4 separate regions of the Homo sapiens genome follow, and regions 2, 3 and 4 are each linked to region 1. A link is a loop called in an ENCODE intact Hi-C map of the cell type or tissue named here. Cell type or tissue: mammary epithelial cell. All regions are shown on one strand. Region 1 overlaps TMCC1 (transmembrane and coiled-coil domain family 1). Region 2 overlaps TMCC1 (transmembrane and coiled-coil domain family 1). Region 3 overlaps TMCC1 (transmembrane and coiled-coil domain family 1). Region 4 overlaps TMCC1 (transmembrane and coiled-coil domain family 1).

Region 1 (8,000 bases):
TCCCGAGCAGCTGGGACCACAGGTGCCCACCACCACGCCCAGCCAATTTTTTTTGTATTTTTAGTAGAGATGAGGTTTCACCGTTTTAGCCAGGATGGTCTCGATCTCCTGATCTCGTGATCCACCCGCCTCGGCCTCCCAAAGCGCTGGGACTACAAGCGTGAGCCACCGTGCCCGGCCCCAGAAAATGTTTTTAAAGTAAGGACATGTTAGGAAAATTAACATCTCGATCATAACCTTGCTAAGAGAGGATAGAGGAGCATATGGAAATGCCATCTCTGAAAAATACCATTACAGAATAGGCAACAACCTTGAGTTAGTTGGATACAAGGAACTGGGCCAAATAGCCTCTTGAAACTACTTTCTGCTCCTCCCTTCTTACCGTCCTTTCTTCCTTTCATGCATTTACTGCAGGTAACGCATGATACAAGTTTTTTTAGGAGAAAGAAATGTGGAGCCCAAAACATTGCTAATATAGAAGGAATCAGGCTTAATTTAGCATGTTTCAAAGAGCCGTGTCCAAGTCATCCAAATAAAGACCTTATTTGGCAAGGTCAGCTGCCCTTTAAATCAACCCTCACAAGTTAAGGTATTGTATATGGTACTCAAATTTTTGATCACCAACATCTTTTAACTTCTTACTACTTAACAAATTCCTCTACTTTCATGGTTATTTATATTGGCAGTTGCATGGGCTTTTGTAAATAACTACATAAATTACTTAATCTGTTCTTATATAATAAAATATGCTATCTGTATTGTTATTTATTGTGGGATTGCCAAAAGAATCTCATTTAAGGGGCCTAAAATGCCACAGAAAACCCTAAAACTGGCAGCATTGTTGACTAAACATTTTGAAAATAGATTTCTTCACTCCTTGCTTTAAATGTAGACAGTAACTAAAAGAATAATAATTTCTGAAAGAGACTATTACTTTGTTATTTGTTAATGAGCTATTCCCATTTGGGCAGTTTGTAGGAAAATAGTTAACAAGTCTGTGCAATTTAGAATGGAGAAATTACTGAATTTTGTTACTATTTATGTTTCCATTTCATTAGTAGAAAACATTCTGAGCACTTCTTTAGGCTGAAAGCAGGTTGCCTTGTTAGTGAGGGAAATTAAGTTTCACTTACCACTTGTTTCACACCCCTGTCTCCTTTCCTTTTTTTTTTTTTTTTTTTTTTGGATAGGAAGAATCTTTTAGCAATGATTTAGGATTCTAGTTGCTTATATCAATCAGAAACACTGTGTGTTTAAGACAGTGTGTCTTTCTGTAAGGCACTTCATTATTTCCGCATCAGTATTTCATGAATCCTTCTTACATTCCTAGGAGATAATTTCAGAATACTGTTTCACTATCTCTGCGAGAAAAATGGAGGTACTGGTACTCTTACCACTCAAAAACCAGAAAGGCGGCTGGGCATGGTGGCTCATGCCTGTGATCCCAGCACTTTGGGAGGCTGAGCGGGCGGATCACCTGAGGTCAGGAGTTCGAGACCAGCCTGACCAACATGGTGAAACCCCATGTCTACTAAAAATACAAAAATTAGCCGGGCATGGTGGCAGGCGCCTGTAATCCCAGCTACTTGGGAGGCTGAGGCAGGAGAATTGCTTGAACCTGGGAGGCAGAGGTTGCAATGAGCTGAGACCATGCCATTGCACTCCAGCCTGGGGGACAAGAGCGAGACTTCGTCTCAAAAAAAAAAAGAAAAAAAAAAAAAAGGCACACAACTCGGGTGCTCTGTCAACCTACTTTCCACTTGGAATTAAATTTTAAACAGCTTAAATGTTAGGTTATATTGTGTTCTCTGAACCTTGGTATGAAGGAGTCTTTACTTTTGGTTATAGGTGTTCATCTAAAAGCTTTTTAGCTTTGGAAGTTTACAAAAAATACACTTAGATATGTTCAACCTTCTTTCTGCTTAAAGTTTTTAAGAGTAAAAGATTTGTTTGTTTGTTTTGTTTTGAGACAGGGTCTCTCTGTCGCCCAGGCTGGAGTGCAGTGGCATGATCTTGGCTCACTGCAGCTCCCACCTCCCATACTCGAGTGATCCTCCCACTCCAGCCTCCTGAGTAGCTGGGACCACCTACTCATGCCACCATGCCCAGCTAATTTTTTGTGTGTTTTTTGTAGAGATGGTGTTTCACCGTGTTGCCCAGGCTACTCTCGAATTTCTGAGCTCAAGCAATCTGCCTGCCTTGGCCTCCCAAAGTGCAGGGATCACAGGCATAAGCACACATGCCCAGCCTAAACGTTTTATATATACATTTTGGTTAGGTAATTTTTTTTTGGAGACTTGGCAGCCTATTATTTGTTTGAATTTGATGCATCTTCTCTGCTCTTCCCGAGATATTATGAAATACGTGTTTTTTTTTTTTGTTTGAGATGGAGTGTCGCTCTGTCGCCCAGGCTGGAGTGCAGTGGCGTGATCTCGGCTCACTGCAAGCTCCGCTTCCCGGATTCATGCCATTCTCCTGCCTCAGCCTCCTGAGTAGCTGGGACTACAGGTGCCTGCCAGCACACCCAGCTAATTTTTTGTATTTTTAGTAGAGATGGGGTTTACACCGTGTTAGCCAGGATGGTCTCGATCTCCTGACCTCGTGATCCACCTGCCTCAGCCTCCCAAAGTGCTGGGATTACAGGCGTGAGCCACCGCGCCTGGCCTATGTGTGTTATTTTTTAGGTAAAATTTTAGATCCTATTTGGTGATAATTGGATACTGGTAGTATATGATACGAGCATAGTTGAGAATAATCATTGCATAGAAACCTGTCTTTTCAAATTCATTTTTTTGTGTTTCTTACCTGAAGAAAAAAGTTACAAACACTACATGATTTTCTCACAATAATATTGATGTTTTATTTAGTTTTTATTTTTAGAGATAAGGTCTCACTCTGTTGCGCAGACTGGAGCATCATGCCTCACTGCAGCGTCAAATTCCTGAACTCAGGCAATCCTGCCACCTCAGTCTCCCAAGTAGTTAGGACTCCTGAGTAGTAGTTAGGTAGCACATGCTACCAAACCTAGCTAATTTTCTTATTCTTATTTTTTGTAGAGACAGGGTCTAGCTTTGTTGCCTAGGCTGGTCTTGAACTCCTGGTGTCAAGTGATCCTCCTGTCTTAGCCTCCCAAAGCATTGGGATTACAGGTATGAGCCACTGAACCTGGCCATATTGAGGTTTTAGAGCGAGAAATTACTACTTATTTGAAGAGTTGGGATACTACAGTAGTCTTCCCTTATCCACAGGAGATATGTTCCATGACCCCCAGTGGATGCCTGAAACTGAAGATAGTACTGAACCCTATATATACAGTCACGTGTCATTTAACACTGGGATAACTTCTGAGAAATGCATTGTTAGGTGATTTCATCATTGTGAGAACATCGTAGAGTGTCCTTACATAAACCTAGATAGCATAACCTACTACACACCTCGGCTATATGGTATAGCCTGTTGCTCCTAGGCTACAAACCTATATAGCATGTTACTGTACTAAATACTGTAGGCAGTTTTAATACAGTGGTATGTATTAGTGTATCTAAACATAGCTAAACATAGAAAAGGTACAATAAAAATACAGTATTATAATCTTATGGGACCACTGTCATATATGTGGCTAGTTGTTAACTGAAATGTCATGTGGGTTACGACTGTACTGTGTTTTTTCCTATACACATATCTGTGATAAAGTTTAATTCAGAAATTAGGCATAGTAAGATGTTAACAGTAACAATAAAATAGAACAATTATAACAGTAGGCCAGCACCACTCCTCTTGTGCTTTGTGACCATTATTAAGTAAAATAAGGGTTATTTGAATACAACATTACCATACTGCAACAGTCGATCTGATGACCAAATCGCTTACTCAGTGACTAGCGGGTGGGAGCCAGGGCTGGATAGGCTGGACAAAGGGATGATTCACATCCCAGGTAGGATGGCATGAGGTTTTATCATGCTACTCAGAACGGCATGCAGTTTACAACTTCTGAATGGTTTGTTTCTGGAATTTTCCATTTAAATATTTTTGGATTGCAGTTGACTGTGGGAACAAACTGTAGGTAAGGGAGGACTATTGTAATACAAATTTTATAAGGTTGTTTTGATAAATCAATAGGATAATAAATGTGAACTGCCTAACATAGTGACTGCACATAGTAGGTTCATTCCAACAAAGGCTTTAAATGTAGCATATGACATAACTTTGCTCACAGGAAATTGAGAGACACTGGAACAGGGAAAAAAAATATACGAATGAGTTCTGCCCTAAACAGTACTAAATTCATTCAGAAGTAATGAACAATTCCAAGAGGAGCACATAGACTGGAAAGTTTCATTAAATGAAACGTTATCCTCACAGTGGTTGTCTGGAAGCAGACCCAAACAGAGGAAGAGTGGCAAAGATAGGAATATTTTTATCTTTGGAACTGCTCTTACAGTTATTTTTCATACCTCTTTACCTGCATTGATTCACTCTGAGCTGTTCCTTTTGTTTTGTGTGTAGATTTTAAAAAATTACTTCATTCCAACAAGAGAGGGCAATTACCTCAGGAGGCCACTTTAATGTGTTTAACTTTGGCACAAGTTGAAGTCACCGTCGGAGTATGCCTCTCTGCACCTGACATTCCTTCCTGAGGCAGGACCCCTCCCTGTGAATAAGAGGAAAGGCTTGGCCAATTATGCTAGACAAAGCCGCACAGCTGCCGAGCCCAGCTGGGAGGAGTTTCCTTCTTGAGCAGGGAGCTGGTACAGCCAGGGGCTTGCTTTTCACCACCTCCTTTTTTTTCACACTGCCTCACCTTAAAGGATTACCTAAGGTGGAGGTAGAGAAGGGTGCGTTGCTGTCTGCAGTGGACACTCTCTGCTGCTGGGACGGCTGAAGAGGGGAGGAATTGGTGCAGTTGCCTGTCTCCTACTTGGAGCAGATGCTGTCTGACCCCAGCACACCACTCCTCCTCCCACAGAGACCGGAACATCAGGTCTGTCCTCTGGAGTTTCAGGTAGCACCACAGCGGCATCCTCGCCTACTGGTCTGGTGGAAAGGGAAGGGGTGGTCCTTGTGTTTGGACCCCTCACAGCTGACTCACAGGAAGTGCTAGAAGAGCTTGGCACTGGGCACAGCGGCTTCAGGATTACTGCCCCACCCACCCTGCCCTCTCCCACGTAGGTTTTCCAGTATCTCTTGATAGAACAATGAAGGCTTTCCAAGTTTGCTAAGACTCCCAGGGAAATTCTTTGCACTTCTCTGGCAGTCTTCAAAATGTTCTGCCACCGACTTTCCCAAGAAGCTGTTATTTAAAAAACCCTTCGTGGATTGCTTTGTCTGAAGATCCTCTGGGTGATCATGGTTCAGCGCTTTAGCCTCAGGAGGCAGCTATCCAAGGTGGGTTGGTAGTTTTCTATGTTTGTGGAGGGGAAACTCTCACTTGCTTCAGCATGGTTCCTTTTTCTCTGGAACTGTTCTGTCAAGCCTGCCGTCCTCCAGCGCTAAGGAGGGGCTGAGGGAGGAAGCACTGCCTTTTGTTCTTTTATCTGACAGGCACAAAGCTTGAAGGCTGACTGCACTGGCAGCCCCAGATTGTGTTCCCCTAAAACTGCAGCTGTCATCTGAATTTGGGCAAAGTTGTAGTTTGCTCCTGAGATAGAATTTCCAGAAGGGTGTGTGTGAAAGAGATAATTGTGGGTTGAAAGTGTATATTTAATAAGCAATTAATCTGTCAGCTTGTGGACCAAGAGGAGAAAGCCTTCTTCTCTGTGGAATCAGTGCTTTCATACATTTCACTATTAAACTGAGAAAAACTACCACAAAATAGTTTAATGAGCAAGACTGGCATTAAAATGTTAAAATGAGTGGTTGTGTTGAGAAACTTGAATACTTAATGAAGTATATGAAAAGCAGTTACAGAGAGGCTCACAAAGCAGTTTTTACAGAGTTCTGATGAAAAGCAGGTTCCATGTGTGCAGCTTTTGGGGAAAAGTTTTTTTAACCTGAGAAAATCATACTTAAAATAGTAAAAAGGTGAAGCACGCATTTAAGAGGGGATGGTGATTTATGAAATCCACTCTGCCTGTAGCCAGCCCTCCTTGACCCAGTCATTTAGTGCAGAAACTAATATGGAAAGAGGTGTGGTAAGAGTTGAGCTTTATTTCAAAACCCATTGTGTTCTTTAAAAGCTCCATTTAAAAAATGTAGCAGTTGGTGGCTCAGTTGTGTCACAGTTCATTCCCTGAATACAGAAGCTTAAACAAATAGTAAGTCTGTAGGCATTCTTCACTGCCTTGGCTGTTAATCAGAATTGTTAGATCCTGAAATGTATTGTGATCTTAAGGGAAAACCTTTAGTTCCCTCACAGGTGACCCCAGTGTAGAGTGTGTGCACTGATGCAGAAATGAGCAAAGTGCTTGCTTCCATCCCTGTGTCACATATGCATAGTTTTTCTTGGGACTTCTAAGCCTAACGGGATTTTTAGGAGTATTAAAATATATTTAACTTGCTCCCTTCCCCCCTGCTCCATGGTGTGTGTGTGTGTGTGTGTGTGTTTGAAGGCCTCCACATTTCTCTTACACAATAAAAAGAATCATTTTTGTTGCTCTTTCAATGTCCTCCAGTGCTTGTATTTTCATATATATAGTACATTTAAAAAGCAGATGGGTAGATATCAGGGCAGTGACGTTCCTGCACAAGAGTGTCTGATAGTTGAGAGCCAGGTGATAATTTTCTAATTAGAAGGTAACTATATTATGGGTATTTTGCTGCCAGTACTTCTCTCCCAATTATTTTTTAAACTTTACCCTCTTCACTCTATACTATGTATATGACTGATTTACAAAAAGTACACTTTTGAAGGAATGGGATGCATCCTCTCTTTAGGTACATTACATAAAAACACTCAAAGATGTAGCCTTTTTTCATTCCTTTTCCTGGTACCCTTATTGCTCATTTGAATGTGATTTATGGATCCTATAATGGATGATCTAGACCAAAGCTAAGGAAATTTGTTGTCTATCAGATTTACTGTTCTATCAGAGTAATGAACTGAAAAAATATTTTTAATTATTTCAGTCTGTAAGGCACTTAAATATGAAGGAGAAACCGAATAGTTATGTTAGTGAGTTTAAAAAACAAACTCAGCAAATGGATCAGCGTGGCCAACATAGTGAAACCTCATCTCTACTAAAAATATAAAAATAAACCGGGCATGGTGGTGCGTGCCTGTGGTCCCAGCTACTTGGGAGGCTGACGACGCAGGAGAATCGCTTGAACCCAGGAGGCAGAGGCTGCAGTGAGCTGAGATCATGCCACTGCACTCCAGCCTGGGTGACAGAGCGAGACTCCGTCTTAAAAAAAAATATATCAGCAAATGCATCGTGCCTCTATTTGTCTTTTCAGCTAAATCCATAGGTTACCTGAGAGCCAGGGACCTGCCATACCCCAGTTTATGGTATTTCTGGCACATATTGAACACTCAAAATGAAATCGTTTTTTCATAGATATATATATGTGTATATATATATATGTATATATATATATACAGTTGAACAGCAATTTCAGATGTTTCCGACTTCAGTAACAAGCATTTTTGCTAATAAGTAATTTTCCACAGGAGTAGAGTTGTCTTAAGATCTGAGTTTTAAAAACAATTTCCTGTTTTAACAAAAAGAAAGTACTGATGTGACCATCTTTAAATTTCTTTAATTTCTCTTGGAAATTTTCTGAAAGAAGATATAAACGTTTGCAGTAATTTTAAGCCTAATACCCACTTTAGATGCTTTTTATGTTAAGGTTGATAGTCATGCTTACTTACACTGGATATTTTCCTTAAAATATTCAAGTGATTGTTGTAGGCTGGTAGATGTTCACATCTGAGTTAAAAAAGGAAGTAAATTAAGATTTAGGTGAAGTAAAAAACATTCCATTTTAAGAAAGATGCTCACCTGTTCTCTTTGACTGGATCTCAGTTATGTGATTCACAGAAAAGTTCTCAATTTTCCTTGCCA
Region 2 (8,000 bases), 72 kb after region 1:
TCTCAGAATTAATTCTGGGGCTAGAAAGGAACCTTCATTGATCATGCAGTCAAACAGCATTCCAAAGAAATAATTTGTCCAAAAAAAGCCTCCACAGAGGATTTATATAGTGAAGCTATAAGGCAGGAATACCAAACCATGAACATCTCTGCAAAGTGAGTACATTGCAGAAATTGAAGAGTTTTTGTTTTTTGTTCATTTGTTTGTTCCATTGTTTTCATACAATGGTGACATAAAAAAACAGATTGGTATGACAGTGCATGAAGTAGGAACAAGATTGTAGGAGGGTACACCATGGTTTAGTAGAAAGAACAGAAATGGAGAATCAGTACATGTGGATTCTAGATCTGATAGGGCCACAACTACATCATTCAATTCTCCTTTCAAAGACTAGGGTTTTGTACTACAGAATAAGATGTTTGGTTTGAACAGTGGTTCTTTTTTTTTTTTTTTTTTTTTTTTTTTTTTGAGACAGAGTCTTGCTCTGTTACCCAGGCTGAAGTGCAGTGGCACCATCTCAGCTCACTGCAACCTCTGGGTTCAAGCAGTTCTGCCTCAGCCTCCCAAGTAGCCGAGATTACAGGTGTGCGCCACCTCACCCAGCTAATTTTTGTATTTTTAATAGAGACAGGGTTTTACCATGTTGGCCAGGCTGGTCTCGAACTCTTGACCTCAGGTGATCCTCCCACCTCGCCTTCCTAAAGTGCTGGGATTACAGGTGTGAGCCATCATGCCCGGCCTTCACATCCCTAGGAGACTTGAGATATTAGAATCTCTAATGGAGAGGTATACTTTTTAAAAAGTAGAGTCCGTATAATTCTTGTTTTAAAACTATAAACTACAGATAGTAAAGCACAATAAAATAATCCAGAGTGGCAGGAATGCATAGCTAGACTGTAGAGCGAGACCGTATTGTAGAGGATGTAAAGTTTTTATTTGTTTGTTTTGTTTTAATGTTGAGAAATAGTAGCCTAGAGAACACAGATGATCTCAAAAGTCAGTAGAGGGCAAGAACCTGTTCATCTTATTCATTTTTGTATCCCTAAATGTCCCATATAGTGTGCCTGGCACATAGTAAGAATTATTGAATAAATACGAAGCCCTTCTAGTTAGAAAATTTTGTCTCCGACATTGAGGATAGTAATTTAGAGCTGCAAAAGTTTCACTCTGTTGTTAGTCCTACTTCTCCTCTACAGATAAGGTATGACTGACTCTTTTTGTTCCATATTAATGCCTATTCCCTTTTGGCCCAAAGTCTGTACCTGTACATACAGGTAGATACAGGTACCTGTCTGTACCTATACAGATTTACATAATTTATCAGATGTTCCCTTCTATTCCTATCCTGGTTCATAGAATGATTATCTTTAGGTTTTTGGGTACAAATGTAGAAATCAAAACATTAGTTGTATCTCCTACCTTTGGCAGTAGACTAAAACCCATACTCCAAAGGACTGTTTACTGCTTTCCCAGACTTTTCTCTTGGCCTTGTGTTAAGATATTGCTAAGAAAGAAGCTCAGAACTAAAAAATTTAGTACGGTTGTTTCTTTTCAATTGGTAATAACCACCATTCTGGGCACTGTTTCTTGTGCATCTTAAAACTAGGGAATCAAAATTTCCTTTGATAGTGTAAGTATAACAAAAAAAAAAATCAATGTTCAAAGTAGATTACTCTTTCAGAGGTTCTTATAAAATGACCTAAAGAAAAGTTTATTAATACAGGAAACTTGCCTATCCAGTCTTTCAAAATTACCTGCTTTGAAACAATCCAGTAATGATTTTTTTCTATTTTCTTTTTTCTATTTCTATAATGACTTTTTTCTATTTCTTTTTTCTATTTACTTAAAAAAATAAGATGCTATGTTTCGTTTTTATTGAAGTAAAATTCTTAAAGAATGAAAAAATTATATTAGAAATTGTACGATTAGGCCGCGCACAGTGGCTCACATCTGTAATCCCAACACTCTAGGAGGCCAAGGCAGGAGGATCACTTGTCAGGAGTTTGAGACCAGCCTGGCCAACATGGTGAAACCCCATCTCTACTAAAAATACAAAATTAGTGGGTGTGGTGGCACATACTTGTAATTCCAGCTACCTGGGAGGCTGAGGCAGGAGAATCACCTGAGCCCAGGAGGCGGAGGTTGCGGTGAGCTGAAATCACACCATTGCACTTCAGCCTGGATGGCAGAGCAAGACCCTGTCTCAAAAAGAAAAAGAAAATGAAATTGTATGATTATCTTTAGGTTTTTGGGTACAAATGTAGATCCTCAAAAACTTTATCAGAAATTTGGAAATCTGTAAATAAGTTATATGTATCTCCTTTTAAAATCCAATATTAGTAAGCTATATGTATAAAAACAAAGCTAGTGTATCTTGAAAAGTTTTTATTTCTTTATTCCTTATCCCTCCTTATCCCACTGAACTATTGAAGAACTTCTTATAGATTTACCTTCCCATTAGTGCTGTAGTACAGTTTTCTTTTATCTCCATTGTCTTGTGTTTCCTGGCTAAATTTTACTTGTTATAAAACTATTGGGTCACTTTTGGTCTAGAATAGAACTTTCATAGTATAAGGGACACCATAAAATGTAAAGGAATGTCTGCATTGCCCTGTTTTCTCTTGGTAGAAAATTCATGTTCTGGCTCCTTTTTTAGTGCCCCTCTTCTTTGGAGGAAGAATTTCTAAAGGCACACATTCTTGAACTAAAAAGAAATGATGATGTATATTAGGTTTGCCTTTTGGGCACATATGAAAAATGAGGTTATTCACACCTTCAGTTCTGGCATATATCCATTACCAAAAATGTATTTCCAGAATATTCTCCCTGTTCCATAGTAAAGTCACAGAGGTGGTTTGGGGTTCTTCAGCTAGGTCGTAGTGCCCAGGAACAGATCAGATCAGAATCAGTATGTTGTTTATGATACAGATCAAATTAACTAATGATTCTTCCAGTTTTCTTCTTCCTGATTATTTCCTCCAGACACAAAATAGGGTCAAGGAGAAAAGTTCTTTTCTACCATTAAACTTTTGAGCTGCCTGTGTTTGGGATTCAAAGTATTTTGGGTGCTTATTGCTTAACTGGGCTGAAGATTATCTCATGTGACACCATAGATCTCTTGTTTTGGAATTGCCATTACTTTCTAGAACAGGCATTCTGTACAGCTGCCAACATGCCCTGAATCCTCTTGCTTCATATTACAGTGATACTGCTTTGTCAGGGTAGAATTCAGCCTCACAGGGCTGGAGTAAGTCTCTGCTGACCTCATGCCACAGTACAACATGTTCAAATCTGGGAGAAACCTGAGGGTTATTCGGCATATTCCTCCTCCTCCTCTCTCACAAGCATGGAGCCCTCACTCTCCTCGGAAACCGTATGTTGTATATGTGTGTGTATCTGTCTTTTAAAAAAAAAAAAAAAAAAATCTCATCCTGAATCCTATAGTTAGTTAGTCCTGCAGCTTTAAGTGGGGGCTGGTTGAATAGACAGACAAAGGAAATAGCCTGAGCTGCTGAAACTTAGCGTTTTTCAGCAGTAGATCTCAGCCAGGGGCATTTGCTATTTTAGGACTGACTTGTGTAAGGTTGTAATAATGGAGAAGCATAATATGTGTTTCCTAGTTGTTCATTTTACCCAAAGCTATTTGGACAGAATGTAGAGGGTGCTCTGTAGCTGTATGGACATGCTCAGATCATCCTGGAGTGTCCCGTCTCTTGTGTGTAATGGGCTGCTTCATTGCAGAGTAAGTGTCATCCTCACTTTCTCAAGCGAAATAGTTACTGGAAAATCAGTGTTTCTTTCAATGAACAAGAGTTTCATTTGCCTTGGACTGCTTGGGAAAAACATGGGTTAAATTCGAAGATGCCAGGCATGCATAACAAATAGGAATTTGATTTAGAGCCACCTGGAATACTTATTAAATTAAAAAAAAAAAATTCTTGATGGATCTAGGTGGCCAAAAAAAAAAAAAAAAAAAGAAAAAGATTTCTTAGTGCTCAGCTACTTATTTTCAAAGTATTTTTCCCAAGGACTTGGAAATTTTCTGAATTGTAAAGCAATATACACATATCTCAGTGTGAAACTTGTATCTCCAGATCAGCAGAACAAATCTCTGAGATAAAACTGGATTGGAGGATGATCCAGCTTTATTCAACACAACCACCATTTTCACATTTCATCCATAGTCCTGAGTACAAACTTAGCCTATAGTTTGATTTTACCATTTTTTTTAGTTGACCTTGCCATTTTTTAGTTGATCTTATAAATGATACATATTTTCTAAGAGATAAATACTAAAGCAAAGGAGATTCTTTATAGTTTTGCCTGATTCTGAAGTTAATGTACATTCATATTGTTTGCTATTGAGCAGTTGGATTTAAGATCCAAACAGATTTTTCACTGTGAAGTTTGATATTGAATTACCCTCTTATGCCTTATGGTTGATAATTTAAATGCCAACTTTTTAAGCAGATTTGTGCCTCTGGTCTGTACCCTCTTTTTCTGTTGTTTGCTATATATCTTGGATTCAAAACCCCTGACACATCTCTGTTTGTTCTGAGGTTATAAAAGGTCAGTTTACTTATCTATTTTATTAAGAATGCTAGCCCAGGGTGAGTGGGGTGATCAGAAGGAAAGGATTCATAGGAGAGCCCTAAAGGAATAGTGGGTGGAGACTAACAGTAAAAGAGAAGTTAACTCCTTTTTTTCCATTATTGATAGTCAGGTGGGGGAGGGCATAAAACATAATTTAAATATTTTTAATTGATTTTATTTGCTGATTGCATTAACTTATAAGAGTAGAGACAGTATGATCAAAACAATATAGTTAGTACCTGAGTGAGTGAGTGTAGATTAAACCAGCAGTCCCCAACCTTTTTGGCACCAGGGACCGGTTTTGTGGAAGACAATTTTTCCACAGATGGGGTCGGGGTGTCTGTGGGCAAGGTTGGAGTGGGATGGTTTGGGGATGAAACTGTTCACCTCAGGTCATCAGGCATTAGTTAGATTATCATAAGGAGCATGCAACCTAGATCCCTCGCAAGCGCAGTTCATAATAGGGTTTGTGCTCCTATGAGAAGCTGATGCCACCACTGATCTGACAGGAGGTGGAGCTCAGGTGGTAATACTCGCTTGCTGCTCACCTCCTACTGTGTGGCCTGGTTCCTAACAGGCCACTGACCTGTACTGGTCTGCGGCCCAGGGGTTGGGGATCCCTGGATTAAACTATTTCCTTGCTTCCCTACCTTTGTCTCTCTCTTACCTGAACTATTTATTGATTGGTAAACTAAAATATTCTCATTGAAACAATGATTAAAATGTTCACAAATGAGGTACTTGCCCCTAGTATCTAAAACTTTTAATATAACAATCTAGATACATAAAACTGCTATAGATAGGGTTTCATATATGACCTCCTTGCATGAGATTGCACACGCTTTGTGTTTTTTGTTTGTTTGTTTTTGAGACGGAGTCTCGCTCTGTCGCCCAGGCTGGAGTGCAGTGGCGCCATCTCGGCTCACTGCAAGCTCTGCCTCCTGGGTTCACGCGATTCTCCTGCCTCAGCCTCACGAGTAGCTGGGACTACAGGTGCCTGCCACCACGCCCAGCTAATTTTTTTTTTTTTTTTTTTTTTGTATTTTTAGTAGAGTTGGGGTTTCACGGTGTTAGCCAGGATAGTCCCAATCTCCTGACCTCGTGATCTGCCTGCCTCGGCCTCCCAAAGTGCTGGGATTATAGACATGAGCCACTACACCCGGCCTGCACATGCTTTGTGAAGAGTTCATTCCAAATTACAGAATGAACATTTTGAAGGCAGGATTTGAGAAGAAAAAATGTAGCTGACTCTGTGGTCCCAGCTACTTGGAAGGCTGAAATGGGAGGATCACTTGAATCCCGGGGCAGGGTAGGGCAGTGGAGGTTGCAGTGAGCTAAATTACCACTGCGCTCCAGCCTGGGTGACAGAGCAAGATCCTTTCTCAAAATAAATAAATACAATAAAGCAGGGTAAGAGGAATTGGAAGTGCTGGACATTGAGGGTAGACTGCCATTTTTAATAGAACAGTAAGCATAAGCTTCATTTAAAACAAGACATTTGAAGGAAGGCTTGAAAGAGGAGAGCAGGTTAGCCGTTCAGCTGAGGAATGAGCATTCCAGGCAGGGGTACAGCCAGAATAACTGCAGGAGTTTTCACAGTGTTTACAAGGAATTAAAAAGAGGTTAGTTGGTATGATTAGAGCAATAATTAAGAGAGGGAAGAGTGGCAGGAATTGGGAGTGTGAGAGATTTAATACAGTGTATCAGTTATCTATTGCTGTGTAACACCCCACCTTAAAACTTAGTGGCTTAGCCAGGCACAGTGGCTTGCACCTGTAATCCCAGGTACTCAGGAGGCTGAGGCAAGAGGATCACTTGAGGTCAGGAGTTCAAGACCAGCGTGAGCAACATAGTGAGAGCTTGTCTTTAAAAAAAATAAAAATTAGCCAGGCATGGTGGTGTGTGCCTGTAGTCCCAGCTACTCAGGAGGTTGAGGTGAGAGAATCGCTTGAGCCCAGGAGTTTGGGACTGCAGTGAGCTATGATCAGGCTACTGCACTGCAGCCTGGGTGACAGAGTGAGACTGTCTTAAAAAAATAATAAAAATATTAGCTTAATATAACTGTTTTATTTGCTCACAATTTTGAGTCAGCCATTTGGGCTGGGCTCCACTAGGTGGTTCTTAGGCTGGTCTTGCCTCGTGTCATTATAGTTGTTGGGGGGCTCAGGTGGACCTAGATGGTCTAAGATGGCCTCCCTTCCTCATGTGTCTGGTAGTAGGTACTGGCTGTTGGCTGGACCTCTCAAGGTTTTATTTTATTTTTTCTTTTTAACACTCATCCACGTAGACAACCTACAAGGATTTTAGCCTGAATAGCTATTATAAGGATGAGGTTGTCAATAACTGAGATGTAAAGTGTGCTGGAGATCTCAGTGCAACAAGAAAGGACAGACTCCAATGCACAAATACTTTTTAAGCCTCTGCTTGTGTCACATTTGCTAACATTTCACTGTTCATGTCACATTTGCTGACACTTCACTTGGCCAAAGCAAGACCATGACCAAACCCAGTTTCACTGGATGGAGAAATACATTCCATCTCTTTTTTTTTTTTTTTTTTTTTGAGACAGGGTCTTACTCTGTTGCCCAGGCTAGAGTGCACTGGCACAAACACAGGTCACTGCAGCCTGGATCTCCTGGGCTCAAGCCATCCTCCTGGCTCAGCCTCCTGAGTAGCTGGGACCACAAAAATGTGCCACCACGCTTTGCTAATTTATTTCTTTTTTGTAGAGGTAGGGTCTCACCATGTTGCTGAGGCTTGGTCTCAAACTCCTGGGCTCAAGTGATCCTCCTGCCTTTTGGCCTCCCAAAATGTTGAGATTACAGGCATGAGACACCGTGCCTGGCCAGAAGCCACCTCTTGACAGGAGTGGGAAATCCAAATTATAAAGGGAAGGGTATACGAGATTGGATGAATGTGGCTATTAATCTACCATAAAGAAGGCCAAATCAGATGTGCCTTTGAAGGCCATTTGAGTGTAAAGGAAATTGAGTGGATAAAACATACTCAGTTTCTCCCACTATCCTCTCAACAACACAATTCTGATGCCAGGTCTGTGGAGATTTCTTCCCACCAGCAAGCAATTCTGCAGCAGACACCAGCTGGGTATCCTTTAATTCAATTCAATTCTGACTCTGTCTACCTGGAGATAGTATTAGATTACACTAGTTGAGGACTGGGTCCCACAAGACTGCATCCCATTTCCAATGCCCATTGAAAGCCCCAGGTTATTTTGCTTGTGCTTCTGACCAACTGGCTGTAAATTGGGGTTTCCACAGCCCCCTCCTTGGATTCAGTTAATTTGCTAGAGTGGCTTACAGAATTCAAGAAAACGTGTATACTGGCCTATTATAAAGGATGCAGATGAAAAGATGCATAGGCAAGGCATATGGGAAGGGATGCAGTGC
Region 3 (8,000 bases), 63 kb after region 1:
CTGAGACAGGAGAATCACTTGAACCTGGGAGGTGGGGGTGGCAGTGAGCCGAGATTGTGCCATTGCATTCCAGCCTGGGCAGCAGAGCTAGACTCCATCTCAAAAAAAAAAAAAAAGAAAAGAAAATAATAATTGTCATTACTAGTCCAGCCTTCATTTTTTTAAAGGAGAAGTTTCATCACAATTATTAAATGGCCTAGACTTGTTTTTGCCTAACATTGTACAACTAACATAAAGGGATAAGTAACTAAAGTATTAAACAATTGTGTGATAAAATTATTGCCACAGTTTTCACTATCCTGAGTGACTCTACAGTGTAGCATTCTGGCAGGCTCTGCACGGGATACAGGTATGTCCTGCCAGTTGCAGATGCAGATGAGTCAGTAGAATTGATAGTTTGGCATTTGTGCCAGTAGATACCAAGTGAACATGGTGATCACTTGCTCATCCTCCTCACAATCCCTGCACGAGATCCACAGCCTTAACTCAGGTGACCCAGCAGATTTTTGGGTCATTTGTAAGATCAAAAAAACAAATTCTCTACTTTCTTACCCAGCAAGTCATATGAGAGCCAGAAGAGGGTATAGAATGAGTAAAACTCCCCTTTCTACTCTGGCCAAAGTACATTACTTAAGGTCTACAGATAAGAGCAGGTCTTTCGGCTCTACTCCATGTAGACTTTTCTTTCTCTGATGTTCCAGGAGTCCCCCCAGAAGGTCAGCAGGCTTCTACCATGTTCGCAGCTTTGAACGAAATCACTGCCAGGCTGCAAGATGTGCCAAATAACCTGCTGTACTGTATTGTAGCAGATGATGGTGGGGAAAGCAAGAGAGCTCATAGAGGCTGCTCCTCTCCTTACTGTCTTGAGTCATGAGACCTTTACTTAGGATATAACAGAAGCTAACCTGTTTTTCACTTGCTCTCTTACATGCACTTTTGAAACGTATTAAATCTTCATAATCCCTGGTTCTCTTTGCTTTTTTTTTTTTTTTTAAGAGAGTCTTGGCTCTGTCGCCCAGGCTGGAGTGCAGTGGCACAATCATAGTTCACAGCAGCCTTGAACTCCTGGGCTCAAGAGATCCTCCCGCCTCAGCCTCCCAAGTAGCTAGGACTACAGGTGCGTGCCACAACACCTGGCTATTTTTTTCTTTTTCCTTTTTTGTGGAGACAGGATCTCACTGTGTTGCCAAGGCTGGTCTCAAACTCTTGCCTCAAGCAATCCTCCTGCCTCAGCTCCCAAAGTGCTGGGATTACAGGAGTGAGCCATCACACCTGGCCCCTTTTAGCTTGCTTAAACACACTTTTTTGGCGAAGTGTGTTTAGCTAACATATTGTTAGAATATTCTTTCATTAAACATTTGAATGTTAACAATGTAATGTATATATGTTCTCATAGTTTTTTTCTTTCTGATTTTTGTGTTATAAAATATTTCAAACAGAGGCTGGGTGCAGTGGCTCACGCCTGTAATCCCAACACTTTGGGAGGCCAAGGCGGGCGGGTCATGAGGTCAGGAGATAGAGACCAGCCTGGCTAACACAGTGAAACCCCATCTCTGCTAAAAATGTAAAAAATTAGCCGGGCGTGGTGGCGGGCGCCTGTAGTCCCAGCTGCTTGGGAGGCTGAGGCAGGAGAACAGCATGAACCCGGAGACGGAGCTTGCAGTGAGCCGAGATCACGCCACTGCACTCCAGCCTGGGTGACAGGGCGAGACTCCATCTCAAAAAAAAAAAAAAAATTTCGAACAGAAAAATAAAGAGATTAATGGGTGGCTGTATGCAAGAAAAATGAAAAAGAGAATAACAACAAACACTCAAGCACAATTACCAAGCTTTTCAAACTTGGTACTTTCATTTTTTTGTGTACCATTCCTCAATCCATTCCGCTTCTTCAGAGACAAGTACTATCCTGAATTTAGTGTTTTTCATTAACATATGTGTTTTATTCTTTTGTGTTTTTTGAGACAGAATCTCCCTCTGTCACCCATGCTGGAGTGCAGTGATGCAATCACAGCTCACTGCAGCCTCTGCCTTCTGGGCTCAAGCAATCCTCCCACCTCAGCCTCAAGTAGCTGGGACTACAGGCACCAGCACCAAGCCCAGCTAATTTTTATATTGTTTGTAGTGACGGGGTTTCTCCATGTTGCCCAGGCTGATGTCAAACTCCTGAGCTTAAGCAGTCTGCCCACCTCAGCCTCTCAAATAACAAATATGTCTATGTACTTGTATTGCATGTACATCTGTCCATAAAAAAACATATAGTTTTGTTTTACATGATTTTAAATTTTATGTAAATGATTCTCTTCTACATGTTATGCAAGTCTGTATACGCAAAATTTCTTTACTCTTTTCACTTGATATCATGCTTTTGAAATTATTTACACTGATAACATATAGTTCTGATCTACTTGTTGTATAGTATTCTGTTTTATGAATATACCAGTTTGTAAGTTGATTCTCCTGTTAATGGACATACAGTTTTCAATATTTCATTGTTTCATAAACAGTGCTACAGTGAATACTCTTGAACATGTCTTCTTATGCAAATATATGGAGTTTCTCTAGTATATACTAATTTATCTAGTAATTCCTAGGAATGGATTTACTGGGTTATACAGTATATTCATCTTCTGTTTAACTAGATATTGCTAAATTGCTATCCAGAGTGATTATGCTAACTTATTCCTATCAGTAGTGTGTGAAAGTTCCCATTGACCTGCATCTTCACAAACACTTAAAATTTTTGCCTGTTCGTGGATGTGAAATGGTGCTATCTACACAGTTTCTTTCTGTGTAGTGATTTGTTTATGTTGGGCAAAGCTTATGATAGCTAGTGGAGCTGATTGACATCCTAGATATTTTAATTCAGGAAATATTAGTGCTTAATTATACAAACAGGTTGGTAGGCTATTCTGAATGAAATGCTGCTTGCTGGTGAAATACTCTGTTTTCAAGACCGCAAAACTAAAACCTTGTTTTAGGAATTCTATACAAGAATAACTTTGGGGAAAATTTTTTCCCTTAGGGCATTTCCACTTTCCAAATTTTTCCTCGTTGTTCCCTTTTCCTCCAATGATTCTCTTAATTCTGACTGATACCAGTCAGGGCATGAAAGAATGAAATGTCCAAACCCTTACTGACAAATTATACCTGACAGCAGAATAAACCCACATCTACTAAGAGGCTTCCATGGTTTTTACTGCTATCACTTTGATTACTCCAATAATGAAACTATTGAATCTGTTTCTTAGAAGCCAAGGTAAGAAAGCAGAGAATAGTCTGCCATTGAACTGATAGCATCTGTTTTATAATTATCTGGTGACTTTTCTAGAGAAGATGCATAAAGGCTGTGTTGTTTCATGTACACCACACTTGAATGATTGCTTCTTGAGTTGGATTGTACTCCAGTTATCTATTTCTGTGTAACAGTTCACCTCAGAACTTCGTGGCTTAAGATGCCTGTTATGGGTAAGATGGAGCAAACACATTTCACCTGTCTTTTCTACTGAACTCAGCTAAAACACCTGGCCTAGAGCAACTATTTGAGGACTCCAAAAGACGTATCTTAAAAGTTGCACTAAGAAGGAGCAGATTTTGAAGTACTGTTGAACCAGGGTTTAATTTATCATTCTCACCTCTCTCATATCCTCAGGCTTCAAATCAACACAGCCTAAAACCCCTAAGTGGACATTAATGTGGATAAGAGAACTCTAGGAGAAGCCTTCAGTTCTGGTTCAAAGAATGGGAAGGCGATATTGTAATACTAATAGAAAGTACAGAAACTTTTTCTTTTTTCCTTTTTCTTTCCTCTGTTCTCTTGCACCATGAACCTCAAGCAGTCCTGCAGTGACAGCAGATTGGGGTCTAGCAAGAGCTTAAAACTCTGATTTTAGGGAACCATTCTCAGATCAGTGGAGCTGTGGTTACAAGAGGGTGGAATGAGTCTCAATTGCTTTTTTTCTCTCTCCTTCATCTGCTTGCTTCCAAACAAAGGCACTATTATGGAAATTGTATGGCTGAGCAGAGTAAATAACATACCAGCTTTCTGACTAGGTAATGAGAAAGGGGAATCCCATTGACCTAGAAAGTACTGGGAGATTATAAGATATTTGAAAATAAACTCTTTAAATTTTATTATGAATTTTTGAGCTTATTCATGCAGTCTGCATGCAGAAATCTGACCCCAAACAGTATACCTAGACTTTGAGAAATGAAGTAGGGGTTAGACCATTGCCAAGTCCCAGACTGGCAACAGGGTGGGTGGTGCATCTGTGGGACAGATCCAAAAAGCACTGCAAAGACTTTGAAAACTTAACTGACATTGGAGTTCTGGCTGGGGAACAGTGCAAGGATGTCCTCTCTGGCAATTTCTATTGGTATTGAAGTTCTCGCCAGTAAAATAAATCAAGAAAAGGAAATAAAAGACATACAAATTGGAAAGAAAGAAGTAAAACAATTTCTATTCACTGGCTACATCACTGTATATGTAGAAAACCAAGGAATCCACAGAATACTCCTAGAACTAAGTGAGGTTAGCAAGGTTGCAACATACTATGCCAGTCTACACAAAATATTTAGAAAAAAAATTTCAAAAAGTTCCAAAAAGCAAAATTTGAATTTGCCACACATGAAATACTATGTTGAATCCATGTGAATGAAGTGATGTGTAGGCATTGCATTGGGTATTATAAATCTAGAGATTCTTTAAAACATATGGGAAGCCAGGCACAGTGGCTCACACCTGTAATCCCAGACCTTTGGGAGGCTGAGGCAGGTGAATCGTTTAAGCTCAGGAGTTCAAGACCAGCCTGGGCAGCATGGCAAAACCCTGTCTCTACCAAAAAAAATACGAAAAACTAGCCGGGCTTGGGGGCTGACACCTGTAGTCTCAGCTCCTTGGGAGGCTGAGGTGGGAGGATGGCTTGAGCCAGTAAGTATGAAATTAGCTGCTGTGTAAAAAAATTTTGGGCCAGGCACGGTGGCTCACGCCTGTTTAAAAAAAAAAAAATGATGAAGTTCCCCTCTATTCCTAATTTGCTAAGAGTTCTTATTTATTTATTTATTTAGAGACGGAGTCTCACTCTGTCACCCAGACTGGAGTGCAGTGGCACGATGTCGGTTAACTGCAACCTCTGCCTCCTGGGTTCAAGTGATTCTTGTGCCTCAGTCTCCCAAGTAGCTGGGATTACAGGCATGCATCACGATGTCTAGCTAATTTTTGTATTTTTAGTAGAGACAGGGTTTCACCATGTTGGCTAGACTGGTCTCAAACTCCTGGCCTCATGTGATCTCTCCACCTTGGCCTCCCAAAGTGCTGAGATTACAGGTGTGAGCCACCGCGTCCAGCCTAATTGGCTAAGAGTTTAATAATGAGTGGCTGTTGACTTTTCTCAAATGCTTTTCCTGTATAAATTGATATCATGTGGTTTTGCTTCTCTGGGCTAATGTTGCTTACCTTGCTTGGTTTTCAAATATTGAACCAGCATTGCATTCCTGATACAAACCCTGCTTGGTTATGGTATATTATTCTTCATATACATTGCTAGGTTTGATTTGCTAGTATGAGGGCTATTGGTCTGCTGTCTTGTTTTGTTTTAACAGATCTTCTCCGGGTTTAATTCCTGGATAATGCTGGCTTCATAAAATGAGTTCCTCCTTCTGCTTTCTGGAACAGATTGTATAGAATTGATTTATTTGTAATGAATGTTTGGTAGAATTTAGTGAAACCACAGGGAGATTTCTTTTTCAGAATATGTTTAATTACAAAATTTCATTTTAAAAACTGTTATATAACCATTCAGTTTATCTATTTCATCTTAGGTGATTCTGGTAGTTTGTTGTTTGAGAATTTGGTCCGCTTCATGTAAACTGTTGATTTATGTACACACAGTTCTTTGTAGGCATTCCCTATTATCCTTTTAACACAATTCCAATCAGAAATCTCAGCAGGACCTTTTTGTAGAGATAGACAAGCTTATTCTTAAATATATATCGAAAGGCAAAAGAACTAGAAGAGTCAACCATACTGGAAAAGAAAAATAAAGTTACGTGAATTATTCTGCCCAGCTTTCAGACTTACCATAAAGCTACAGTAACCAAGATGAGGCCATATTAGTAAAAGGGTACACATGTAGATTAATGGAATAGAATAGAAAGTTCAGAAATAGACCCACGTAAATATTGCCAGTTCATATTTCACAAAAATACAAAGGCAATTCAATGGAGAAAGGATAGTGTTTTCAAAAAGAGGTGTTGGAAAAAGTAGAAATCTGTAGGCAAAAACTTGAACTTCTCACACCTTATATAAAAATTAACACAAAATAAATCATAAATTAATATATAAAATAAACTATGAAACTTTTAGAACAACACAGGAAATTTTTAATCTGTGAAAGATGCTATCGAGAGAATTAAAGGGCATGCTGCATATTGGGAGAAAAATTTGTAAATCACATATCTGACAAAGGACTTATATTCAGAATACAGATGGTTCCTGACTTAAAATGGTTCAACTTAACAATTTTTTTGACTTTACAATGGTGCAAAAGCAATATATGTCTAGCAGAAACCATATTTCGAGTACCTGTACAACTATTCTGTTATTCACTATCAGTACAATAGTCAATAAATTATTTTTCTATTTTTTTATTTTATTTATTTAAAAATTTTTTTAAAAGCAGAGACAAGGTCTCACTCGTTGGCCAGGCTGGTCTTGAACTCCTGGGCTCAATTATTCCTCCCATCTCCGCTCAATATTCCTCCCATCTCAGCCTCCTAAAGTGCTGGGATTACAGGCATGAGCCACTGTGCCTGGCCTCATTCCTTTTTATGAAATAGGCTTTGCGTTAGGTGATTTTGCCAACTGTGGGCTAATGTAAGCGTTCTGAGCAATTTAAGGTAGGTTAGGCTAAGCCATGATGTTCAGTAAGTTAGGTATATTAAATACACTTTCAACTTGCAATATTTTCATTTTATTATTTTTTTACGATGGGATTCTTGCTGTGTTGACTAGACTGGTCTCAACCTCCTGGCCTCAAGTGACCTCCCATCTTGGCCTCCCAAAGTGCTGGGATTATACATGTGAGCTACTGTGCCTGGCCAATATTTTCATCTCACAGTTCATTTATTGAGACAAAAGTCAAGGAACAGCTGTATATAAAAAATTGTCAAAGCTCAATAGTTTTATTTTTAAACCCTATATAATACATGGTCAAATGTCTTAAACAGATTCTTTACAAAAGATTCTTTAATGTCTTAAACAGATTCTTTAAAACAGACAACAAAAGTTGTCATATACAATGACAACTAAATACATAAAAAGATATTTAGCCTTAGTATCCATTAAGAAAATGCATTTAAAATCTTGATGAGGTACCACTCTTAAAATGACTAAAATAAAAAACTGACAGTTGCAAATGCTGACAAGGATGCAGAGAACAATTGGAACTCTCATACACTGCTGGTAGGAAAGGAAAATGGCAAAACTACTCTGGAAAAATTTGGTGATTTTTTTTTTTAAGTTAAACATACTCTGAACATGTGACCCAGTAAATCCATGCCTAGGTATTTAACCTAGAAACATGAAAACTTACATTTCTATGAAATCCTCTACACTGATGTTTATGGCATCTCTACTCACAATTGCTAAAAAATGGAAACCATCCAAATGTCCTTCAACAGGTGAATGGATAAACTGTGGTATATACATACAATGAACTACTACTCAGCAATGAAAAGGAATGAACTATGATACATGCATCATCCTTTATGCATCTCAAAGACATTGTGTTGATAAATCAGTCTCAGAAAGTTATATACTGTATGATTCTGTTTATGTGACACTCTCAGAAAGATAGGACTATAGTGAAAAAGAATAAGTTAAGGGTTAGTGGTGGGGTTAGGTGTGACTATATAAGGAAGTCTTTTGGAACTTCTCTGTATCCTGATTATACTGCTGGTGGTTTCATGAGTCTATGCATGTTTTAAAATTCATAGAACTGTAC
Region 4 (8,000 bases), 100 kb after region 1:
AAATATCCCTGCTACATATCTGGATAGTTTTTTAGTTAAAGAACAGATTTTCTCAGTCTGGGTCCTAACTTGACTTTGCTACTGAAATGTTGATTTAATTCTCACCTTCTTCTATATTGTCAAGTTGATTGCTTATATTAAAATAAAGCAGGGATTTGCAGATAACTTGTTTTATAAAGGGCCAGATACTAGATATCTTAAGCTTTGAGGCCCTTGTATGTTCTCTGTAATGTATTCTTTATTGTTGTTTACAACTCCTTAAAAACGTAAAAATATTTTGTAGCTCTTTTGTACAGGCCTTAAGAAAATAGGCAGAGGGCTTTAGCTTGCTAACTCTAACTAAACAATTACTTTTTAATTAGTTGCTTTAAAAAAGAAAAAGTACAGACCCAAATGTGAAAGGTTATTTTCTTAAGGTAAAATTATAACTCATGTACAAATTGAGCACACAGAGAATTTTAGCTCACTAATTAATGAAAGAACCAATAAAATGTTAAAATCAGTCCAAATGAGAATTGGACTCAAAGAGATTTATATTCTCTCCCAGACAGAATTCATTTACATTGTGATATGGTTTGGCTATGTCCCCACCCAAATCTCATCTTGAATTGTAGTTCCCATAATCCCCATGTGTCGTGGGACCCAGTGGGAAGTAATTTAATCATGAGGGAGTTACCCTCATGCTGTTCCCATGATAGTGAGTTCTCATGAGATCTGATGGTTTTATAAAGAGCAGTTCCCCTGTACATGCTGTCTTGCCTGCCGCCAAGTAAGACGTGCCTTTGCTCCTCCTTCGCCTTCCACCATGATTGTGAGGCCTCCCCAGCCATGTGGAACTATGAGTCCATTAAACCTCTTTTTCTTTATAAATGACCCAGTCTTGGGTATTTCTTCATAGCAGTATGAAAATTGACTAATATAGTAAATTGGTACCAGTAGAGTGGGGTACTGCTATTAAGATACCCAAAAATGTGGAAGCAGTTTTGAAACTGGGTAACAGAGGTTGGAACAGTTTGGAGGGCTCAGAAGAAGATAGGAAAATGTGGAAAAGTTTGGAACTTCCTAGAGACTTGGAGGGCTCAGGAGACAGGAAGATGCAGGAAAGTTTGGAACTTCCTAGAGTCTTGTTGAATGGCTTTGACCAAAATGCTGATAGTGATATGGACAATAAAGTCCGGGCTGCGATGGTCTCAGATGAAGATGAGGAACTTGTTGACAACGAGAGCAAAGGTGACTCTTGTTATGTGTTAGCAAAGAGACTGGCGGCACTTTGCCCCTGCCCTAAGGATCTGTGGAACTTTGAACTTGAGAGAGATTATTTACAGTATCTGGCAGAAGAAATTTCTAAGTGGCAAAGTGTTTGAGAGGAAGCAGAGCATAAAAGTTTGGAAAATTTGCAGCCTGGTGATGCAGAAGAAAAGAAAAACCTGTTTTCTGCTGAGAAATTGAAGCCTGCTGCAGAAATTTGCATAAGTAACAAGGAACTGAATGTTAATCACCAAGACAATGGGGAAAATGTCTCCAGGGCATGTCACAGACCTTTGCAACAGCCCCTCCCATCACAGGCCTAGAGGTCTAGGAGGAGAAAATGGCTTCGTGGGCCAGGCCGAGGACCCCCCTGCTGTGTACAGCCCACAGGTTTGGTGGTCTGCATCCCAGCTGCTCCACCCTTAACTAAAAAGGGCCAAGATACAGTTCAGGCCATGGCTTTGGAGGGTGAAGGCCCTATACCTTGGTAGCTTCCATGTGGTGTTGAGCCTGTAGGTACACAAAAGTCAAGAATTGAGGTTTGGGAACCTCCACCTAGATTTCAAAGGATGTATGGAAACGCCTGGATGTCCAGGCAAAAGTTTGCTGCAGGGGCAGAGCCCTCATGGAGAACCTCTGCTAGGGCAGTGCGGAAGGAAAATGTGGGGTTGGAGCCCCCACACAGAGTCCCCACTGGGGCACTGCATAGTGGAGCTGCTAGAAGAGGGCCACCATTCTCCAGACCCCAGGATGGTAGATCCACTGACAGCTTCCACTGTGCACCTGGAAAAGCTGCAGACACCTAACGCCACCCCATGAAAGCACCCAGGAGCAGGGCTGTACCCTGCAAAGCCACAGGGGTAGAGCTGCCCAAGGCCATGGGAGCTCACCTTTTGCATCAGTGTGACCTGGATGTGAGACATAGAGTCAAAGGAGATCATTTTGGAGCTTTAAGATTTGACTGCCCTGCTGGATTTTTGGACTTGTATGGGGCCTGTAGCCCCTTCATTTTAGCCAGTTTCTCCCATGTGGAATGGGTGTATTTACCCAATGCCTGTACCCCCATTGTATCTAGGAAGTAACTAACTTGCTTTTTATTTTACAGGCTCATAGGCGGAAAAGACTTTGCCTTGTCTCACATGAGACTTTGGACTATGGACTTTTGAGTTAATGCTGAAATGAGCTAAGACTTTCGGGGACTGTTGGGAAGGTGTCAACAAAAAGAGTCATACTTTGTAAAATATTTGAATAGATTTATTCTGAGCCAAATATGAGTGACCATGGCCCATGACACAGCCCTCAGGAGGTTTTGAGAACATGTGCCCAAGATAGTTGGGTTGTAGCTTGGTTTTGTACATTTTAGGGAAGCATGAGACATCAATCAAATACATTTGAGAAATACATTGGTTTGGTCCACAAAGACGGGAGAGTTCGAAGCAGGGGCTTCCAGGCTATAGGCAGATTTAAACATTTTCTGGTTTACAATTGGTTGAGTTTGTCTAAAGACCTGGGATTAATAGAAAGGAAATGTTCAGGTTAAGATAAAAGATGGTGGAGACCAAGGTTCTTTTGAAGTCTCATAGTAGCTGCCCTTAGAGACAATAGGTGACAAATGTTTCCTATTCAGACCTCTAAAAGGTGCTAGACTCTCAGTTAATCTCTTCAGGATTGGGAGGGCCTGGAAGAAAAAGATCTAGCTGTTTAATAGAGATTCTTTACAGATGCAGATTTTACCCCTACAAAGCATGGCCTTGCAAGGCCATTTCAAAATATGGCAGAGAAATATGTTTTGGGGTAAAATATTTTGATTTTCTTCTTTGTCACATAACGTTATGCCAGAGTCAGATTGGAAAGTAAGTCATGATACATAGGGTTAAATAAAACCCAGCTGATGAGAATTTATGGTTTGTAGGGCATGACTCCTGAAACTCCTTAGATAGGAATTTGGGCAAGATTTACAAAAATCAGAGCTTAGTCCTCAAAGGCATGATTGGTTTTGAAATGTGAGGACATGAGATTTGGGAGGGGTCAGGGGCAGAATGATATGATTTGGCTGTGTCCCTACCCAAATCTCGAATTGTAGTTCCCATAATCCCCATGTGTTGTTGGAGGGACCTGGTGGGAGGTAATTTAATCACGGGGCCAGTTACCCTCATGCTGTTCTCATGCTAGTGAGTTCTCATGAGATCTGATAGTTTTAAAAGGGGCTTTCCCCCTTTTGCTTGGCACTTCTTGTTGCCACCATGTGAGAAATGATGTGTTTGCTTCCCCTTCCGCCATGATTGTAAGTTTCCCAAGGCTTCCCCAGCCCTGTGGAACTGTGAGTCAGTTAAACCTCTTTCCTTTATAAATTACCCAGTCTTCGGTATGTCTTTATTAGCAGCATGAGAACAGACTAATACACATTGCATCACAAACACTGTCCATGAGGCAATTTCTGTCTCTAAAGACTTGGAAAACAACCTAGCCAAAGACAAAGATTCACATCTTTATTCAATCAGATAACTTCAAAGGGTCCAATAGACAACACCCAGCATTCCCTTGAAAGGACATTCAAAATCTTTTACCATTTTGGTCTTCCATAAATTTTGCTGACAGTCTCCCATCTCTCTTGTGATCAAGAATAATTTTCAAAGGTTATTATTAATTATGATTTTTTTTTTTTTTTTTTTTTTTTTTTTTTGAGACAGAGTCTCGCTCTGTCGCCCAGGCTGGAGTGCAGTGGTACAATCACAACTCAAAGCAAATTTCAACTCCTGGGCTTAAGTGATTCTCCCATCTCAGCCTCCCAAATATCTCCAAATGTTATTCTTGATCACAAAATAGTTAGTCTTGTTACCAGAAAGCCATCCCAATCCAAACCCCAAGAGAGGGTTCTTGGATCTCGCACAAGAAATAATTCAGGGCGAGTCCATAGAGTAAAGTAAAAACAAGTTTATTAGGAAAGTAAAAGAATAAAAGAATGGCCTCCATAGGCAGAGCAGCCCCAGGGGCTGCCCATTCTTATGGTTATTTCTTGATTATATGCTAAACAAGGGGTAGATTATTCATGCCTCCCCTTTTTAGACCAATATAGGGTAACTTCCTGACATTGCCTTGGCATTTGTACACTGCCTTGGAGCTAATGGTGGGAGTGTAGCAGTGGGGAGGAACAGAGGTCACTCTCATCGCCATCTTGGTTTCAGTGGGTTTTAGCTGGCTTCTTTACTGCAACCTGTTTTATCAGCAAGGTCTTTATGACCTGTATCTCATGGTGACCTCCTATCTCATCTTGTGACTAAGAATACCTGAAGTTGCTGGGAATGCAGCCTAGCAGGTCTTAACCTGACTTTACCTAGCCCATAGGCACGCTGAAGTTACTCAGGTGTAAACGTTTCTGACAGTCTCATTAGGTTTGGCCTGATTATTCACATAGGTGTAGCCACAGTGCTAGTTAGTCATACAGGGGCATCCTTGAACTATCTTTGCAAATCCAGAGCCATACAGTTTTGAGCAATTACTAAGACAACACAGTTAACTTCTGTGTGGACGTTTTCGTAAGGATTCAGATTGGACTTTTAAACACTCTTTATTATTTACTATACTAAGGTTAGGAAAATACACCTGAGAAACTCTCTCACCAGATTTCACCTGTGGTACCTATAAATTTGGGTGAATTAATCTCATCTTCAAGTCCCCAGTATTTTCTAAGGCTTGCCAGGAAGTGACTTTCCTTACCACCTCAGGAATCAGGCCAGTGTTCCTGGGAGTACTTTCTTTTAGGCATTGGCTCCCTATATCAAGTCAACTATTGTTTCTTAAAGTAGTTTGTCAATGAGAATTATTCTCAAATGTGATGTTCTCATTTATGAGATTCCAGTATATACAGTTACAAAATCCAATTATATCTTGATAAAAAGGAGATGAGATTGGTATTGATCCTATGCAAATAACAGTATTGCCATAAGTTAAGGAAAACTCAGTATGTTTCTGAATGCTCAGTATTCCATGAAAATCAGATACTACTTAATGTTTTATTCAGATCACAGAGGCAGAATCAATCTACTAAAATGTGGGTTAGAAGTAGTTTAAGGAGAAAGTGAAAGGGCTTCCTCATATAGCCACAAAAAATAGAACAATAAGATAACATGGGATGGGCACAGTGTTTCATGCCTATAATCCCAGCACTTTGGGAGACTGAGGTGGGAGGATCACTTGAGCCCGGAAGGTTGAGGCACTGCACTCCAGCCTAGATGACACAGAGAGACCCTGTCTCAAAAAAAAAAAAAAAAAAAAATTCAATCTTGGGGAAGGCAAGATCAAAAGAGTTAACAAAGGACATTTGGGCCCCTGATTAAGATAGTATCATGGATAAGAAACAATACTTGATTATTTAATCAAAATGAGAATAAAAGATAAGGTACTACAATTGTAAAGAACCTAAGCTCTTTCACAAGTAAAGAACCTTTGTTCTTTCCGGTTTGGTTTGTTTTGTATTTAATCATCTAGAACATAATCCAACATAAAGCCAGAGAATTATTGTGCTCTCTAAGAAAATTATACACAAATAAGAATCATCTTTCATATTATAGATGAAGGCATTAATCAGTAAACCAAAGACGCAAACCCATCAAAGCTGATTAAATGTTGCCAAAATTTTAACATGTTTCATGGCTTCTTTTCACATCCCAGTAGTATATTTTACAAGGCAAATCAAATTCACTTTTTAAGATTTGTCTTTCTAGCCTGGGAAACATGCTGAAACCCCATCTCCACAAAAAAATACAAAAATTAGCTGGGCATGGTGGTGTGCACCTGCAGTCCCAGTTACTTGAGAGGCTGAGGTAGGAGGATCACTTGAGCCCGGGAGATGGACATTGCAGTCAGCCGAGATGGTACCTCTGCACTCCAGCCTGGGCAACAGAGCAAGACCCCATCTTAAATAAATAAATAAATAAATAAATGATTTGTCTTTTACATTCTTTAACAAACTGTTACTTTAGTTTGGGACAAAAAAATGCTCCTTTTCCTTTAAAAACAAAAAGACTTACACCTTATATTTCTCTGTTACTATTGTTCCTAGTGTAGTTATAACCACCTGTATCAATTATGACTTCTGTTTCAGAGAGAAAACTGGGTAGAGAGAATGGATAATAAGAACTACGTCATACACAAGCATCTTAGCAGACTAGTAAAGCTCACAAATACACATAGCAGACTTTCTATAGTCACACACATCTCTTTAACACCTTCTTAACAAGGCAAAAATGAAGCCATTTGTTAACATTACTCAAAGATATAACCACTCTAATAGCATATACAAAACAAGCAAAAGTATGTAAGCTTAAAACTATGTTTAAACAATGTTTTACTCTTCTAATTAGAAATTCATCTGGGCATCCAAAAATTACTATTAATTAGCTCCATTTAACATTAGTCTGTGATTTTTAAATTACCATAAGATCCTGGAGATATTTAAGCTGACACATAATTGCTATTGATATAAAAAGCTTGTCAGCATTGTGATTCAATTTAGATTAACACAAACTTTCGTTTTTAAAATACTAAACATTACAAAAGAAGAGTAATATTAATTTTATCACTAAACCTGTATAAGTAAGTTTACAAAGTTCAGATTAAATTTTTTCTACATGAAAAAACAAACCCCAAGTGAAATAAACTGTATATAGTATTATAGTTAACTCTGATACTAGCCTCAGTTTGCCAAATATTTACCTTAAGTATGTGAATTTGGATTCTTAAAATGTTTCCAAACTGATAGAATCTGTAAGAAGAATCTTTTGTTCTTTGTCTAGCATATTTAAAGTGTCAGATGTTCACTTTTTTCTTTTCTTAGATTTGTAGGGATGTTTGACATATATATATGTGCTTATTTAGCTCTGTAAAACGAATGAGATCCGAGGTCCTTTAATTTAGGAGACATTATAATCTAATTTATTAATACTCTCTAAAGGTAGGAAAATGTTTTATACTTACAAACAAGAGGCCATGGTCTTTCTGTTTTGTTTTTTAAAGATAGAGTCTCACTCAAACCCAGGCTGAAATCATAGCTCACTGCAGCTCAAACTCCTAGGCTCAAATGATCCCTTTACCTCAGCCTTCCAAGTAGCTGGGACTACAGGCATGTACCACCATGCCCGGCTAATTTTATTTATCATTTTTGTAGAGACAGGGTCTTGTTATGTTGCCCAGGCTGGTCTCAAACTCCTGGCCTTAAGTGATCCTCCCACCTCAGCCTCCCAAAATGTTGGGATTACAGGCATGAGCCACCACGCCTGGCTGTTGTGGTGTTTCTGAATTACAGGACACATAAAGACCTATGGCTTTAGTTCTACAACTTTTTAGCCACGGGTCAAAAGTAAACACAGAATCACAAAACCTCACTGGTCCAGATCTCAAAGAGCTGTTCCCTTTCATTGCCCAGGCTGGTCTCAATCTCCTGGCTTCAAGTGATCTGCCCACCTCAGCCTTCCTAAAGTGCTGGGATTATAAGTATGAGCCACCACGCAGAGCCAGAATTCTTAATTGAATTACACTCGACATAGACAAATGGACAGAAAAGTCTGACAAGCTGGATAATGTTTTGATATCTCATTCAACAGAGAATAGATATCTATCACTCTTCTGTAGAGACCTCAAATGGTCAAACCATAAAACCAAATTATCAATTAGTGCTGCCATCAGTGAGGAGTAACTTACTGACCATGCATAAACCAGAAACAAAAAGTCAGCAAGAGAAGAAACAAATGAGA

The links. A loop is a pair of places that touch in the nucleus more often than their neighbours do. Peaks named below come from ENCODE experiments on the same cell type or tissue, not always from the same donor. Only the 100,000 strongest peaks of a DNase experiment are listed, where the experiment ranks them.
Region 2: a loop joins it to region 1, with 2.7 times the contacts of the local background. A loop is called at or near these places in 4 of 110 quality-filtered maps.
Region 3: a loop joins it to region 1, with 2.3 times the contacts of the local background. A loop is called at or near these places in 4 of 110 quality-filtered maps.
Region 4: a loop joins it to region 1, with 8 times the contacts of the local background. A loop is called at or near these places in 2 of 110 quality-filtered maps.

The regions. Positions count from the first base shown.
Region 1 is chr3:129,791,709-129,799,708 of GRCh38, reverse strand. All of the region lies in intron 4 of TMCC1 (transmembrane and coiled-coil domain family 1), which reads left to right. Among named protein-coding and RNA genes, the nearest start is that of TMCC1, 98 kb to the left of the region's middle. RefSeq lists an enhancer at 4,207-5,406. In mammary epithelial cell, no CTCF peak of the experiment used is centred here; DNase peaks (open chromatin) are centred at 3,908 and 4,678; H3K4me3 peaks cover 2,190 bases; H3K27ac peaks cover 4,879 bases.
Region 2 is chr3:129,719,337-129,727,336 of GRCh38, reverse strand. All of the region lies in intron 4 of TMCC1 (transmembrane and coiled-coil domain family 1), which reads left to right. Among named protein-coding and RNA genes, the nearest start is that of PLXND1, 120 kb to the right of the region's middle. In mammary epithelial cell, no CTCF peak of the experiment used is centred here; DNase peaks (open chromatin) are centred at 3,206 and 3,686; H3K4me3 peaks cover 1,540 bases; H3K27ac peaks cover 2,600 bases.
Region 3 is chr3:129,728,641-129,736,640 of GRCh38, reverse strand. The region is part of intron 4 of TMCC1 (transmembrane and coiled-coil domain family 1); the gene reads left to right. Among named protein-coding and RNA genes, the nearest start is that of PLXND1, 130 kb to the right of the region's middle. RefSeq lists an enhancer at 1,152-1,652. In mammary epithelial cell, no CTCF peak of the experiment used is centred here; a DNase peak (open chromatin) is centred at 4,010; H3K27ac peaks cover 861 bases.
Region 4 is chr3:129,691,028-129,699,027 of GRCh38, reverse strand. The region is part of intron 4 of TMCC1 (transmembrane and coiled-coil domain family 1); the gene reads left to right. Among named protein-coding and RNA genes, the nearest start is that of PLXND1, 88 kb to the right of the region's middle. RefSeq lists enhancers at 2,564-3,175, 7,428-8,000. In mammary epithelial cell, no CTCF peak of the experiment used is centred here; DNase peaks (open chromatin) are centred at 3,577 and 4,617; H3K27ac peaks cover 2,308 bases.